Linked DNA regions of Homo sapiens: region 2 is linked to region 1. Evidence: read pairs that join two places in POLR2A ChIA-PET (ENCODE). Cell type or tissue: HepG2. All regions are shown on one strand. Links, peaks and the distances in the headings refer to the core of each region. The heading gives the core; the rest is flanking DNA.

Region 1 (8,328 bases), core at 305-8,304:
AAACCCCGTCTCTACTGAAAATACAAAAAATTAGCCGGGCGTGGTGGCGGACGTCTGTAGTCCCAGCTACTCGAGAGGCTGAGGCAGGAGAATGGCATGAACCCTGGAGGCGGAGCTTGCAAGTGAGCCGAGATCGTACCACTGCACTCCAGCCTGGGGGAGACAGCAAGACTCCGTATCAATAAAAAAAAAAAAAAAAAAAAAAAAAGGAAAAGTTGCACTAGCTATATTATTTCACGTGGAAGAACTGAGGCAGTCCTGTCTGGCCCATTTGGAGTCCATTCACTCAGGAGTTAATGTGGCTGCGGGCCACTCAAGCTGTTTTCTGGGTGGGGTCTCCAGCTAGGAGCAACAGCAGATAAAATATCCTTCTCTTCCCCTCAGTGTGTCCCAGAGCTAAGAAGGAGAAGGCTGTGCTCAAAAGAGAACCACCATAGCTAGACTATTAAACTTAAGCACATGGGCATTGAACTCTGATCAAACCCCCCACTTGTCCAGCCCAGAGCAAGGCCGAGGGGAACAGGCAATGGGCAGTAGGACCGCTCCTGATCGCTCTAAAACTACAGTCAATACAGTAGCCAGTAACCACATGTGGCTATTAAGTACTTGAAATGTCACTAATGCCACTGAAGAACTAGGCTTTTAATATCATTTCATTTTAATTACATTTAAAAACTGTTATTTGATTCAATTTGATGGAAACTTTTAGGTATGTTTGAAACAACTTGGGTATGTAAATCTGCTTTTTCAACTGAAAATTTTATGAAATCTAAATGCAGATTCTTTTTGATAAAAATTTAGTGTCCACATTGAGATGTGCTCTAACTATAAGCTAAACACTAGAATTTAAAGACTTAGATTGAAAAACATGTACAATAGTTTATTTTTATGTTTATATTAATAACATGTTGAGGTGGTAATACTTTGGATATAGTGGATTTTTTTAAATGTATGAGATTTAATATGTTGAACATATTATTCAAATTAATTTCATCTTTTTAGATTTTATTTTTTTTTCTTGAGACAGAGTCTCATTCTGCCACCCAGGCTGGAGAGCAATGGTGTAATCTCAACTCACTGCAGCTTCCGCCTCTCAGGTTCAAGTGATTCTCATGCCTCAGCCTCCCGAGTAGCTGGGATTACAGGCATGTGTCACCACGCCTGGCTAATTTTTGTATTTTTAATAGAGACAAGGTTTTGCCGTGGTGGCCAGGCTGATCTCGAACTCCTGACCCTAGGTGATCTGCCCACCTCTGCCTCCCACAGCACTGGGATTACAGGTATGAGCCACCACACTCAGCCATCTTTTTAGCTTTTTAATGTGTCAACTAGAAAACTTAAAATTACGCATTTGAGTCACATTGTATTTCTATTGGACAGCACTGGGCTAAAATGTCTACAAGTTCAGATGGCTCCCTGGCTCCTCCTTCAGCCACCATCCTCCCAAGGGAGAGTCAGTGCTGACATGAGTCCCCTAAAATTCGTTCATCTTTCTGCTGGTAAGACTTCTTTTCATTTGTCCTAAGCTCATCACTGGGTTTCAGAGAGGTTCAGATACAGATGAACACTGAGGTTTGGAGCAATTTGGAGACTGCCCTCTTGCATTGACTGATTGCTTTCTATACCTGCCACCTCTGTCCTTTTCAGCTCCTCCCCTATAGCAACTCCCTCCCCAAAGCTCTCCAACTCATCCCCAACACCAGACAGCATTTTCTTGAACAGGAGAAGCTGCTTGGGCCTTTTTGCATGGTGACCTATTTTCCTTTCCAAAAAAGAGAATCAAAATCTAGTCCTTGTTCAATTTTGGTAGAAAAGTGGTGGGTGTGGATTGTTTTCAGGAAGTCTTCTATGAGCCTCAATCCTCTCAATTCAAGTCAGTAAACAAAGATGGAGGGGACAGAGTAGACAAGGGGAGCTGAAGGAGGGAAAGGTGAGGAGGCAAGTAGGCCCACACACCGCACACCCCACGCTATGCTACATGATGTTAAAAATATGTAAATGAATAGTGGAGTTGGCTTCCCACTGGACGCAACATTTGAACAGTGCCTTGAATAACAAGTAGGATTTTTCCAGAAAGAAAAGCTTTGCTGGGTGCAGTGGCTCATGCCTGTAATTCCAGCGCTTTGGGAGGCAAAGGTGGGAGGACTGCTTGAGCCCAGGAGTTTGAGACCAGCCTGGGCAACATAGGCAGACTTCATCTGTATAAATAAATAAATAAATAAATAAATAAATAAATTAGCTGGGCATGGTGGCATGCACCTGTGGTCCCAGCTACTTGAGAGGCTAAGGTGGGAGGATCACTTGAGCCCAGGAGGTTGAGGCTGCAACGAGTCATGATCACGCCACCACACTCCAGCCTGAGCTACAGAGTGAGGTCTTGTCTCAAAAAAAAAAAAAAAAAATTCAAAATGAAAGACAAGCCCATTTGTACCATCTGAAACATTTACTGTGTGGATTTTATATGGAGAAAGATTCTGCTTGTGTGGTTTGATAGAAAGGAGAAGCTGTGATGGGTAGAAGTAGAAAAATGATGCTCCTTGCCCATGCATGAGGTTTGCCTGATGACAGCAAAGTGTGAGGTTCCTCCAACCCTGAGAATTGGGAGGACAGAAAGGAAAGAGGAAGGTTGCAACAACTTCCCATTGGGTAAGTGCTGTCGCTACAAAATCCACCCCTGCAAATGCTTGCCAGTTTAGTGGCGTATGCTGAAATTGCACTTTTATTAATTTAACGAAAGCTACAAGAAAGTGGTGTGGAGATGCAGTGAGCAGAAGGGAGGGAGTCTTGTGCCAGGGAGCTGGAGACTTGCTTTTTAGCCCTGGCATGTCCTAGCTTCACGACCTTGAGCAAACCGTCCTTTCTAGGTCTCAGTTTCCCCATTTGTAAAATGAGAGGTAAAACTCAGGGGTCCTGCAGGTAACAACTGTGTGTGAGACATCAAGTAGTGGCAGCATTTGTGAAGAACTGGAGAACATGTCATAATGCAGCTATAGAAGCTCAGAATTTAAAAATCAACTACTGTGTTGTTCAAACAATACACAGGCGGCCAGGCACTGTGACTCATTACTGTAATCCCAGCACTTTGAGAGACCGAGGTGAGAGGATCACTTGAGCCCAAGAGTTCGGGATCGATTCTGGGCAACATAGCCAGACCCTGTCTCTATTTCTTTAAACAAGATATAAGAAGAAAGAGAGAGAGAAAGAAAAAGAGAGAAAATGCATGGGCAGCGCAGGCTAGATTTGGCCAACAGAACCAGTCCATAGCTCCTGAACTAGATGAATTTCATTTTCATTTTGAACAGATCAAGGGGGATCTCACCTGCTGAAAATAATACTGTCAGTCCTTTCATAAAGTGAAAAAAATCCCTTTAATAAAGCAAACACATTCTTTTGTTTAGTTTTATTATTCAAGACCATCTTTTATTTTAGTTGCTTAAACTGAGGTCCAAAGAATGAAATATTTCAAAGAATGGAACCTAGAGGAATGTGGTCTTAAGTAAGAAGTTGTTATTCCAGCTGAGGGGGGTTACCACACAGAGGGGCGGAAAATCTTACCCCCAATGCCTATCCAGAGGGGAACAGAACATCCAGTTTTTTCTCCTCCCTTTTTTTAGCCTTGAAAGCAAATGATCTAATCAAAGTATATTTACACAGGGATGATTCACTTGTGTTCTCTTATGATGTCAGAATATTGCAATAGGGAGGAGTTTAATTCACAATTGATTTCCACACTCCAGTGCGTTACTACTGAAGATGTGTCTGTAGCTGTTTATAGCATGAGACAGAACCTATATTAGGAGCCACTGCCCAAGACCAGGAAATAGGGGAGCAGAGGACGCATTGGTGGGAGGACCCTGTGCTTCTGCTCCAGCCGGGCTGCTCAGCACAACGTGGCACAGCAAGGGCAACTCTCCTTCCTCAGGGTCCTCAACTGGAAAGGAGAGGACAGAAAATCTCTTTCGTTGACAGCTCTTTGATAGACCTGCTTTATTTGTGGACTGTGGGGTCATGTGATTTCTGCTCAGCTTCATCACAGTGTATGTTTAAGAAAGCAGTTGATGCATTTTTAAAATTTGTATAACTTTAAGGGGTACAGATGCAGTTTTGTTACATGGATATATTGTGTGTGTAGTGGGGAGGTCTGGGCTTTTGGTGTAACCATCACCTGAATAATGTACATTGTGCCCATCAAGCAATTTTTTATCCCTCACCCGCTCCCACCCTTCCAAGTCTCCAATGTCTATTATTCCACAGTCTATGTCTATATGTACACATTATTTACCTCCCATTTATAAGTGGCAACATGCAGTACTTGGCTTTTTGAGTTGTTTCACTTAAAATAATGGCCTCTAGTTCTATGTATGTTGCTTCAAAATACATGTTTTATTTTTTTTTTCATTTTAATGGGTGAGTTGTATTCCATTGTGTATGTACACCACCTTTTCTTTATCCCACCATCCACTGATGACACTTAGGTTGATTCCACATCTTTGCTATTGTGAACAATGCTGTGATAAACTTAAGAGTGCAGGTAACTTGCCTTTGGGTAGATACCCAGTGGCGAGATTGCTGGATCGAATGGTCTTATAGCTTGGAAATCTCAACGACATGCCTAGAAAGTTCGCTCATTCATTTATTCATTCCACTAATGCCTGGTAGGTGCCTTCTCTATAGCAGGGACAGGCTATGCTTCTGTAAAGCATGGGACAGGCTGCCATGCTTTAAGGAGCTTAGGGACTGTGTATAGTTGGCATCTCACAGCTATTGAATGTCCTAAGCCTAAATAAGGTAGAGACAGGGCTTGAACCTGGCAAATACGAGGTGGGTGATGATAGTTGCTGCTCTGATTCAAGCACTCATTCTGCAAACACAGTCTGGGTCAGGAATGGGATACTGGAATAAATTAGGTACAGACCCTGCTCTCAGAAGAGCTCCAGTCCATAAATATGGAGCTCCAGTCCATAAATAGAAGCACAATACTCAACAATTAAACTATTTCAACTGAGTGTGGCAAGTATTGTAATGAGTACGCACTGGGAAGGGGCTTAAGGAGGTCAGTGAAGGCTTGTACTATGTGGTACATTGCACATTCGTGGCCCTCTATGAGCTGCACCCCCCAGTGTTCATCTCCTGGCATAGTTCTTTCCCGTGATGATCTTCAGCTTGGCCATGTAACTAGCTTAGCCAATGGAACATCAGCATTCATTGCATGGATATGCAAGCTGAAGCTTGATAAGTACTTGCACATTGGGGCTTGCTCTTTTGAAATGCTTCTTCCTGGAGAATACCCACCATGGTTTCAGGAGACTCAATTAGCCATGTGAAGAAACCCATATTGAGGAGAATTGGGCCCCTGACTCATAGCCTCAGCTAAGCTATCAGCAGGTGGCCAGCACCAACTACCACCAACTCTGGGGCCATTTGAACCCTCCACCCTAAAACCGCAGCCAACCCCATGGGAAGAAGAACTGCCTGAATCAACCTACAGAATCATAAGAAATAATGAACTGTTGCTGTCTTAACCACTATGTTTTGGGATCGCTTGTTCCACAGCAATGGATAACCAAAGCAAGCTGAGTTCCTGACGGCTGCATGGAAGTTAGCCATCCAAGAGAAGAGAGGGCATTCTAGATATGGAGGTATGCGTATCCAGGTACTAGGCAGCTCAGTACGGTGGGAATGTGGGGTATAAGGTGGCAGTTACTGGAAATGGGGAGGCTCACCTGAAGGTAAATCTGGAGTCTGCAAGACCACCCCTCATTTTGCAGATTTGCTAAAAGGATGCATAGAACTCAGCATGTAGGTGTACTCACAGCTATGATTTATTACAACAAAAGGATCAAAGCAAAAGCAGCAAAGGGAAAGGCACACAGATGAAGTCTGGGGAAAGTCAAGTGCAAGCGAAATTGTTCTTCTCGAGAATCCTGAGTTCTTTCCCAGTGGCATCACACAGGACATGCTAATTACCCCAGCAATGAGTTGTGACAACCCATGTAGAACATTGCCAACCAACAGGAATCGATGCCTAGGATTTTTCTTGGGTGGCTGTGCTGATTAATTTTTTTTTTTTTTTTTTTTTTTTGAGACAGTGTCTCGCTGTGTTCCCTAGGCTGAAGTGCAATGGCGCGATCTCGGGACACTGCAACCTCTGCCTCCCAGGTTCAAGCAATTCTCCTGCCTCTGCCTCCCAAGTAGCTGGGATTACAGGCACCCGCCATCACAGCCGGCTAATTTTTTGTATTTTCAGTAGAGACGGGGTTTCACCATGTTGGCCAGGCTGGTCTCGAACTCCTGACCTCAGGTGATCCACCCACCTCAGCCTCCCAAAGTGATGGGACTACAGGTGTGAGCCACTGTGCCCGGCACTGCTGGTTAATTTTTATGTCAACTTTGTTAGGCTATGGTACCCAGTTATTTAATCAAACACCAGACTAGATATTGCTATGAAAGTGTTTTTTAGATTTGATTAACATTTAAATTACTCAAATACTTTGAGTAAAGAAGATTATGCTCTATAATGAGGGTGGGCTTCTTCTAATTAGTTGAAGGTCTTGAGAGTAAAGACTCAGGTTTCCCTAATAAGAAGGGGGTATTCTTCCCAAAACTGCTACATAGACACCCTGCCTGAGCTTCCAGCTGCAGAATTTGGGCTCAAGGCTGCAACAACAGCTCGGAATTTCCAGCTTGCCAATCTGCCCTACGGGTTCTGAACTTGCCAGCTCCCACAATCATGAACCAATTCCTTAAAATAAACCTCTCTCGGCCAGTCACGGTGGCTCACGCCTGTAATCCCAGCACCTTGGGAGGTCGAGGCGGGTGGATCACAAGGTGAGGAGATCGAGACCATCCTGGCCAACATGGTGAAACACTGTCTCTACTAAAAATACAAAAATTAGCTGGACATTGTGGTGCGTGCCTGTAATCCCAGCTACTAGGGGGGCTGAGGCAGGAGAATCGCTTGAACCAGGGAGTCGGAGGTTGCAGTGAGCCAAGACTGTGCCACTGTACTCCAGCCTGGTGACAGAGCAAAACTCTGTCTCAAAAAAAAAATTTTTTTTTAAAAACCTCTCTCTCTCTCTCTTTCTCTCTCTCTCTGGTGTGGAGAACCCTGACTAATTCAGGGGTGGTCAAATAGGTACCTTCTGCCTGGCATGTACCCAAATTCCAGACTTTCAGAAGGAAGGCAGGTGTTCAGCATAAACCATATTGTTTAGACAAACAATTTAGGCACAGCGAGCCACTCTTGTCGGTTCCTGGTGAGAACTGTTCCAAACTCCAGGCAAGAACCAACGTGCTTCTTATGAAGCAGGGCTTCCTAAGAACAGGCAGTGAGGCCTACCATGTTTACTCTTTTCTGTAGAGAAGGTAAACAATTTAAATTGAGGGAAAAGGGAGTCAGTGAGTTTTTTTATGTAAATATGTTCCTCCACTGAAGGTTTTAAGAAGGAGGTGACATGTTTTGTTCCATGAGGTGGCAGCTGTGTTGGGGATGGCTCACAGAGGGACGAAGGAGGGAAGCAGGCTTCAGATTAGGAGGCCTAGGCCAGGCATGATGCCTCACATCTGTAATCCCAGCACTTTGGGAGACCAAGATGGGAGGTTTACTTGAACCCAGGAGTTCGACACCAGCCTGGGCAACATAGGGAGACCCTGCTTCTACCAAAAAATAAAAAATTTTAATTAGCCAGGCATGTGCTTGTAGTCTCAGCTACTCAGGCGGCTGAAGTGGGAGGATCACTTGAGCCTGGGAGGTCGAGGCTGCAGTGAGCCATGAACGAGCCACTGCATTCTAGCCTGGGTGACAAAGTGAGACCCTGTCTCAAAAACAAACAAAAAAAAGAGTGGCCTCTCTGGCTATCAGGCAGAGCAAAGGTGGAGAGGTGAAGATAGATTTGAGAAAACAGCAGGACTCTTGGTAGAAATGTCCCCACCTCCCGAGCAGTCACCTCCTCTCCCATTCAGTGGGAGCCTGGGAGCCTCAGAGAAAGTTGTATGTGTGTTATGTGTGTTGTCTGTGCTGTGTGTGTGTTGTGTGTATCTTTTGTGTGTGTGGTGTGTTGTGTGTGTGGTACATGTATTTGTGTGAGTGTGAGTGTTGGGCTATCTCGAATTTCACTCTCCTCTCCTGGGTTATCAGGTGAGAGATGAGACGGGCACCTGCCATGGCTGACAGACAGGAGGCACGGGGAGGGCTGCATCTGTATCCATGGTGGAGGTCAGTCAACCACCTGGAGACCTGAAGCCCCCACAGGCCAGGCCCTTGTCCCCCTCCTCCCTCCCATCACAGTCCACATAGGGTTTGTCCTCTCTGGGACCTCAGGGGTACAC
Region 2 (8,328 bases), core at 120-8,119, 150 kb before region 1:
TGGCCTTAATGGGAACCATGGCTGGATCCTAAACACATTCAAGTTGCCCAAATCCTACCCACAGAGTCCAGGGAGCCATGGCACCTGCTGGCTGCCACGGGTCTGCAGTGAAAGATTCTGATGGGGTACCTATGAGGGTCCAGCCCAGGAAATGCAGAGGGGGAAAAACACCAGGCCCTGAAGGAGCTGAGATTTGTGTGTAGGACAAACGGAGAAATGGGTGCTTCAGACACAGCAGGAGGAAGGCTGTGATGGGTAGAAGGACAGAGTACAGCACAGAAAGGGGAAGAAGGGACCACTCTGCTCACATGTATGTGGGTGGGGGGAAGAGATAAAAGTAATTCTCTTAGTCCTTTCAAGCTGCTATAAAAACTGCCATAGACTGGGTGATTATAAACAACAGCAATGTATAGCTCACAGTTCTGGAGGCTGAGAAGTCCAAGGTCAAGGCATCAGTTGATTTGGTGCCTGGTGAGGGCCTGCTGTCTGGTTCACAGATTGCTGTCTTCTCACCATGTCCTCACATGTGAAAGTGGCAAGGCAGCTCCCTGGAGCCTCTTTTATAAGGTCACTAATCCTATTCATGAGAGCTTTACCCTCATGACCTAATCCCTGCTCTAAGGCCTCACCTTCTAATACCAGCGCCTTGGGGGTTTAGGTTTGAGCAGATGAATAGAATCTTGGAGGAACACAAATATTCAGATAGTAGAATAAGCTTCCTGGAGGAGGCAGTATCCTAGCTGGGGTCTTGAAGGAGTTTTGACAAAGCAGCTAGTATCAAAATACTAAAGGGCCAAGGCAGGAGCGAGAGGTATCTGGTACACCCAGAGGTGGGATTAGAGCAGTGTCACGGGGAAGGAGGGGAGAGTTGTGAGAGCTTTAGAAATTTGAGTCACATCCTGTGGGTCAGCGGTTTTCAAGCTACTGTGCCCTAAGGAGCCCTAGGTTTGATGAAAAGACCTCAGGGCAAGAGGTAAGCTCTGGACCACTCTGCTTTACATTTCAGGACTCCACACAGGATCACCTTTGAACTAAGGTCCCAGTGATTAAGAAAGAACGTGGGAAACTGTCATCAGCCATGCGGGAAGCTCTTGTTGGTTAGTCTAAGGCTCTGTCTCCTGGTATGACCTTTTTTTTGGCCACTTGGAGGTGTCAGGGGCCCCAAGAGGCCTGCTCCCCTGATGGGCCGTGATGGATGGACGTGACCATCACCTCTGCCCACTTCCCTGCCCAGCAGGGGACTGTGGAGACAACTCCAGCCAGCGGCTTCCTTGGCTTTGAGGCTAGTTGTCTGTGGTCTCATTTGCATTTATGTCACGGAAGAGTCAGCAGGAACCAAAGATAGACCTAGGGAAGAAACCAGCCATGTCGAGGAAGGGCCGCAGCACAGAGCAGGCTGCAGTCCCTTCGCAGAGAGTCAGGCAGGCAGGCACGGGCTGTGGCCAGAATCACTGGTTGCTACAGGATCAGCAAGGCCCAGCCGAAACCCTCCCTCCTCCAGGAAGCCCTCCTGCTGCCTCAGGGGAACTCCCTCTTTCTGCGCCTCTGTGCCTCTGTTAGAGCAGGAGTCACTGTGAGGAGGAGGAGGATGATAGGGTTCTGCTCCTGGTGAGTGCCTGGTGAGGAATTTTCTATGCATGACCTGGACCCCCAGGGCACCTTTGTACAAATTAGAAAAGGATCCCCCTTCCCGTGGGTAGACACAGCTCTGTCCCAGGGTAGTTACAGCTGTGTCCCAGGGTAGACACAGCTCTGTTCCCGGGCCATGGCGTTTCTGTGGGTCACAGCCATCTGTCCAGACTGAAAAGGAGACAGCTGCTGTGATCTCTGCCCACAGCTGGGAAACTGAGGCCATGTCACATTAGGGCACCTTCTCCCAAGGCTGCCGAGGCTCTCACTCCCTGCTCCAGCTGTGCAGGCTACAAGAATGTCTCCCTCATTCAGGGAAGTGGCATGCCGGGCTCTGTCTATCCCGAGATGCTATGATCTGAGTGTTTTTTTACTCCCGACAACGTGTATGTTGAAATTCTCTCCAGCAAGGTGAGGGTATGGGAGGTGGGGCCTTTGGAAGAGATTAGGGCATAGGACAGAGCCCTCCTGTTTGGGATTAATGCCCTTATAAAAGAGACCTGAGGAAAACCCCCTTGCCCCTTCCATCCATGAAGATGCAGCAAGACAGCCCCCTCCAGGAATCAGAGAGCCAGCCCTCCCAGACACCGAAGCTGCTGACACCTTGATCTGGAACTTTCAGCCTCCAGAACTGTGAGAAATACATGTCTGCCATTTCTAAGCCACCCCATCCACGGTATTTTGTTGTAGCAGCCTGAATGGATTGAGATAGGGGACCTCACTTCCAGCGAGTCTCAGAGGGCACTTGGCTAGGCCCAGCTAGAGGCTGGCCTTGTTGCTGCAAATCCTGAGCCAGAGGACAGCCTCTTCTACCAAGCACTATGGCCACCTGAGAGACAAAACACAGAGCAGGGCCCTAGCCTAACTGCCCTGCAACTTCAACCCCAGCATAGGGAAGGAGCCATCTCTCCATTGGGTCATTGATGCCTTCCCAGCAGGCAGGCCATGCCAGCTGCCTCAATGCACCAAAGTAAGCTCAAAAAGGATTTGTGATGCCATCAGCCACTCATTTCAGACCCATTCACCTCCTCCAGGATCTTTTCTCTATCATCAGGCATCCATAGACTCACGTGGACGTGTTGCCCAAAGCCCACTCACAAAGCATCTAACCCAGCCTTAGCACACCTGGGCCCCCACTCTCCCCACACCCATGGCAGATGTCACTAATGGATCACTGCACTTCTTCCTGTTAAGCCTGGATTGAACCTCAGAATCCTTCTCAACCCAGTGGCACAGCCAGAGCCATCTGAGTTGGAATGTGTAAGATGCAAGCTATTGTAGCCATCCCCGATGGGTCGATGCCCAGATTTAAAGATGACAAAACTGGGGACCAGCAACAGGAAGGAAATTGTGCCAGTCACAGAGCCCATCAGCAGCAGAGACATGGCAAGAAGCCCACGTCCCTCTTCTGAAATGGAGGCTGTGGTGGTTTTCATCAGGGAAGTTTTAGGGGACTCTTCACAGTTAGTGTTGCAGGCCCTGGGGCAGCCCTTGTACATTCCTTCAATGCCGGCCCTGGAGGACCATATCCCAGGCTTGAGTGCATCAAAAGGACCCACTCTTCCATCCCCGTGGCGGCTCCAGGGACCAGCAGGGGCAGCAGGGCAGGCCTGACCTTCATACACAGTTCCCTGCACACACTCGGCTAACTGTGACCAGGGTGAGAGCGGGCGCAGTGGGGGAAGGTTGTGGGAGGAAGGGTCAAGGGCCTCTGGTGACTCATGATGTGGGCTCAGGGAGTGTTGGCTGAGCCAACATGTCTGGCTCGAAAAAGAGGATCACCAGAGGCTGAAGTGCGGGGGCCTCATGAGAACCGAGGTACACCAGGAGCTCAGAGGTGGGGCCAGCATGTTCTGGGGGTGTCTACAAAGGCTTCCGGCAGCTCAGAGTTCAGCCTGAGCAAACTCTTGCTCATTCATTCACTCATTCATTCAGCCAAGGTCAACTAGTGTCAAGCGTTGTTCTAGCCGCTGGGACACAGCAGTGAACAAAACTGACAAAACAAGCCTGTGGCCTAGGGGAGGGGAGACAATGAACAACATAAATGAGGAGAAGGCCGGCACGTGTGATGGTGATGAGTGGTAAGGAAGAGAGAAGGCAGGTGAGGAAGAGGGAGTGTTCCGGGAAGGTTGCAAGTTTAGACAATGTGGCCAGGGAGGGCCTGGCCATACCAAACAATTGACTAAACCTGACGATGCTGATGGAGGAAGCGTGTGGACCCTGGGGGAAAGGCCAGCATCTGCCAAGGCCCTGAAGCAGGAACATGGTGTGCTGGGGGGACAGTGGGGGGACAGGGCTGGAGGTCAGGGGTGGTGGGGTAGACAGCGGGAGGTTGGAGGTCATGGATAAGGCCAGATCCTGAAGGGCCTTGAAGCACAGAGTAATGACTTGGGATTTTCCTTAAGGAGGTGATATCGTGGGTTGAATTCTTGCCCCCAAAAAAGCCATGTTCGCATCCTAACCCCTGGAACGTGTGAATGCGACTTTATTTGGAAAAGGAATCTGTGGATGAAATTAAATTAAGGATCTCAAGATGAGATCATCCTGTGTTATCCAGGTGGGCCTTAAATCCAATCACAGGTGTTTCTGTAAGAGACACACAGTGGAGAAGAGAAGGCCACGTGAAGGCTGAGGCAGGGATGGGCGTGGTGCTGCCACCAGCGGGGGAACGCCAGGAACTGGAAGAGGCAAAGAAGGACCCTCTGAGGGCGCAGGGTCCTGCTGACACCTCAACTTCAGACTTCTGGCCTCCAGGGCTGTGAGAGGAGACTTTTCAAGCCATCCAGTTTGTGGTCATTTGCTATGACTGCCCTGGGAAACTGATCCTGATGGGAAGCCCTTGGAAGCTCTTGAGCGGAGGAGGGACATGCTCTCCTGGGCTTACTCCTAGCTGCATAGGAGAGTCTGAGCCGGGCAGGGACAGAGCTGTCGGGGAGTCACTACGGTGATGCAGGTGAGTGAAGGCTAGAACTGTGATGGATGGGGGAGGTCAGAAGAGAGGGACAGGCCCGAAAGGGGAAGTAGGAATGGGCGGGGCGGGGCGGGGGAGGTGGATGGCCAGACAGGGAATCCCTTGAGGAAATCCAGGGGTTGTGGCGGATTTTGTGATGCAACCTCTGCCTCCCGCGTTCAAGCAATTCTAGTGCCTCAGCCTCCCAAAAAGCTGGGATTACAGACATGCATCACCATACCCAGCTAATTTTTGCAGCCCTCTGGGGGTTGCAGCAGCAGGGCACGTATGTGAGAGAGGGGCTCAGGAGAATAGTGTGACCAAGGGAGGTGTCCTCCTGGAAACCTTCACCCCAGCCTAGAAGCACAGGATAGGAACCAACTTCCTCCAGGGCCAGCTTTCTGGCCTGGATGCTGGGGCTGTTCTGTCCTTGGACCATCCATGGGACGTGATGTTGAACCGTCCCCCTAGGACCCACTAGCTGCTGTCAGATTTTACAGCCTCCCCCATGCAACCACCTGGGGTGTTCGCTGCTCAGAAACTCTCAGAAAGATCACACAGGGCCAGGTGCGGTGGCTCGGGCCTGTAATCCCAGCACTTTGGGAGGCAGAGGTGGGCAGATTGCTTGAGGCCAGGAATTCAAGTCCAGCCTGGCCAACATGATGAAACCACGTCTCTACTAAAAATACAAAAATTAGCTGGGCATGGTGGCGCATGTCTGCATTTTTTGGAGGCTGAGGCATGAGAATCACTTGAACACAGGAGGCAGAGGTTGCAATGAGCCAAGATCGCGCCACTGTACTCCAGCCTGGGTGGCAGAGCAAGACCCTTCCTCAAAAAAACAAACAAACACAATGGTCGACCAGAACTCCAAAGGGACAGAAACTGTCAGCAATGTGCATGGCTGGCCAGAACTTTGACAATAAACACCTGGCCTTGGTGCCACGGGAAACTTCCAAGTCTTGGGGCTCCCAGAATCCGAGTGCTTGTGGCTCTCTGGGGCTGGTGGCCACACCTATGTTTGAGGCTTTTTGTGGTCTGGTGGTGCACAGCTTCAAGCAAGACTCAATCCTGTTTCCATGAAGCAGAAGCGAGGCCTTGGAGTGTGCAGGGAGTGAGTGCCACGGGATGGCTGTTCTTGCCTGGGAAGATGACAAAAGGGCTCTTTCCTTGGCAGCTCCCGTGGAGGAAGGGGCTGGCAGCACCCAAGAACACAAGCACAGATGGAGGCGTCCCTCTCCAGTGGCTGGGGCAGGCTCTGATTCCGCCTCCTGCATTTGGAGCAGCTGTAAGCTATCAGGGCCTGGCTGGCTGGCTCCAGGCCTCCCAACGTAACCAGCCTGCCCTGCTATCCTGGCCTGAGGCTGGCATTCCTCCCATGGTCTCTGCAGCACTCATCATCGGCGCTCCTGCCACAGCATGGGGACCTGGGCAGCCTGATGGACAAATATTGGGCAGGGAGGTAGGGAGATGCAGTTTCCTGGATTCCCTTCCCTTTATTGAATAGGAATCTTTGCACCTAAACAAGTCTGTGTAGAGTCCAGATTGTGCTCTTTGTCCTTGGTCCAGGAGGTCCATCTCTTTGAGCATCAGTTTCCTCTAATGCCAAGTGGAGACAATAAATTGCCCTTTCCAGGGTCCCAACAAGGATTGCCAAAGTCAGCGTCCTTGGATGTCTAGCCTAGCTCAGGTGCCCAGGTGTTTGATAAGTTCTCACTGGATCCACACTGGGTTGACTCTGGATCTGTGGAAATTCATAGAGGCCCAGTTGCCCAGCCTGGCCCAGCCCACACGTCCAGCTCTGCCTATGAGAGGACCTGTCAGATGGGCCGGGCCATGCCATGAGGAAGAGGTGGAGTACGGGGACGTGACCTAATGAGGTTGACAGAGCAACAGCTGGAACCAGAGATCGCCAAGGGGAGCGAGGCTGTGGGGCTGCTCCGGGATGAGGGGGTGAGGCAGGGCCCAGAGGCATCGGGTCCCATCATCCTTCTACAGAGAAGGACAGCCCTGAGAGGCTGTGATAGTCTGTGATAGAAGGTGACTCCAGCCTCAGTAAAGAACAAACAGAGGATGCCCCACAGACACCACTGGTCTCTCCTGAGACCCTGGAAGGCTGGGTAGAGGTGGAGCTCACAGCTGACTCAGAAGTGAGGAAGATATGGGGAATGAGAATTCGGCTCAAGTCTGGAGCCGTGGCTGCACCAAAAAACACACACAGAGCCCGGGGGTGCAAACCACTCAGACAGGAAAACCAGGGCCAAATGCCCCCAGCTTCCACCTCAGCAGCCCCATCTGCTTGCCTGGAGGGCGGGGTGACTCCAGCACGGGCAGCCTGAGAGCTGCTGAGACCGGGTGGTCTCTGATGTGCTAGCCTCCTTCCTTTATTCATTCACTCTCCAGACATTAATTGAGCATTAACTCTTCACCAGACTCCTGGACACAGCAATGAACTGAGAGCTGCTGGGACCCATTGGTCCAGGGGGAACTACTGGAGGCTCCAGGACCCCCAGGAGTCTCAGTCATCTCTCTCTTCATGTGAGGCAGGAAACCCTCAACTGCCCCCACCCCAATTCCCCCACAATCCCGCCCCCAGCTGTGAGGAGTCTCCCTCCACCAGCTGTGAGGAGTCTGGGTCCTATAGCTGCAAGTCCTCCAGTTCTGGAAGCAGCCCTGTTCAGGAAGGGTGTGGTCTGGTCCATGCCTCACTGCCTTAGGATTTGAGCCACTTAGAATTCTCTATCCTCTGAATCTCAGGGTTGGGGGTGCTTATCACCCTAGAACTTGGTGTTTTCAGATCTGCAAAACACCTTAGAGCTAACAAGCTAACTTCCTGGCCCTTGGAAGCTGTCCAGCCTCACTGACCAGCTGCCGCTTATGGGGGTGTTGTCCCTCAGTCGATTTTTCAGAGTCAACCAATGCCAGGTCTGATCTCTTCATCGGCAGCCTCTAGCAGTGCCCACCTAGCATGCAGGGGAGCAGAGCTCAGTGACAGGGAACATGTGAAGAGCCCCAGGAAAGCTCGGCCTTTAGGTCATGTTCCACAGGGGTTTAGTGTCAAGAGTGAGGGAGGTTGGAGGTCTCGCCCATGTCAGAGCCCCCCAACAGCACAGTTTCAGAGAGACATTGGCACGCTGCAGGGTGCTCAGATGAGGATGTGTTGGACGGTGAAGGCCCTGGCAGTGACCACAAGGAGTGGCTGAACCTGGGATGGGCTATCCTGAGAAGTGAAGGCTCAGACTGGGGATGCACTCATTGCTGACCAATCTATGCACCCATCCATGCAAAGCAGGGCTAGTGGTCCATTCTGTGGCCCCCAGGGCAAGGCTAAGGCTGAATAGGGAGCAGAAAGGAGAGACAGTTTGATGCCCAGATGGAAGAAATGGAGAGATCAGTGCTGGGTTAGTGGTGACTTTGGGCCCAGCCCTGCCGACTCAGTGGTCAGCATCTGGTCCCCACTGGAGATCATGAGACAAGCACGAACGCCCTGGGCTTCCTCCACCTGGCAGCCCTCCCCCGGGGAAATCAGGCTCTCAGAAGGCTGAGCCTGCCTCAGCCTGGGACCTTGGGGACAGGCCTCTGTGAGGTTAGAGGGACCTCAGGCAAGCCTTCTGAGTAGAGATGTCCTGTGCCTTCGCCTCACATGGCTTTTAGGGAGCTTGCTTTTTGAGATGGTACTGACAGGCCAGAGAGGAGGGCAGAGGGGCTGCAAGCTCCCACATGGGCTGATGTGTGCTCCCAGGAGGGAG

What was found. Peaks named below come from ENCODE experiments on the same cell type or tissue, not always from the same donor. Only the 100,000 strongest peaks of a DNase experiment are listed, where the experiment ranks them.
Region 2: POLR2A ChIA-PET joins it to region 1 with 20 read pairs; 27 of 35 experiments call an interaction of 5 or more read pairs at or near these places.

What each region holds. Positions count from the first base shown.
Region 1 is chr2:20,434,051-20,442,378 of GRCh38, reverse strand. No RefSeq gene overlaps it. Among named protein-coding and RNA genes, the nearest start is that of RHOB, 8.9 kb to the left of the region's middle. In HepG2, for the core only: a CTCF peak has its summit at 5,115; DNase peaks (open chromatin) are centred at 3,058, 3,668 and 5,159; H3K4me3 peaks cover 585 bases.
Region 2 is chr2:20,588,676-20,597,003 of GRCh38, reverse strand. It overlaps HS1BP3-IT1 (HS1BP3 intronic transcript 1), which reads left to right and starts at 4,456. Exons shown (of 2, transcript NR_046836.1): 1 at 4,456-4,582; 2 at 5,757-6,229. It also overlaps a transcript of HS1BP3 not described here. In HepG2, for the core only: CTCF peaks have their summits at 3,237 and 4,276; DNase peaks (open chromatin) are centred at 540, 1,043, 3,483 and 4,263; H3K4me3 peaks cover 1,076 bases.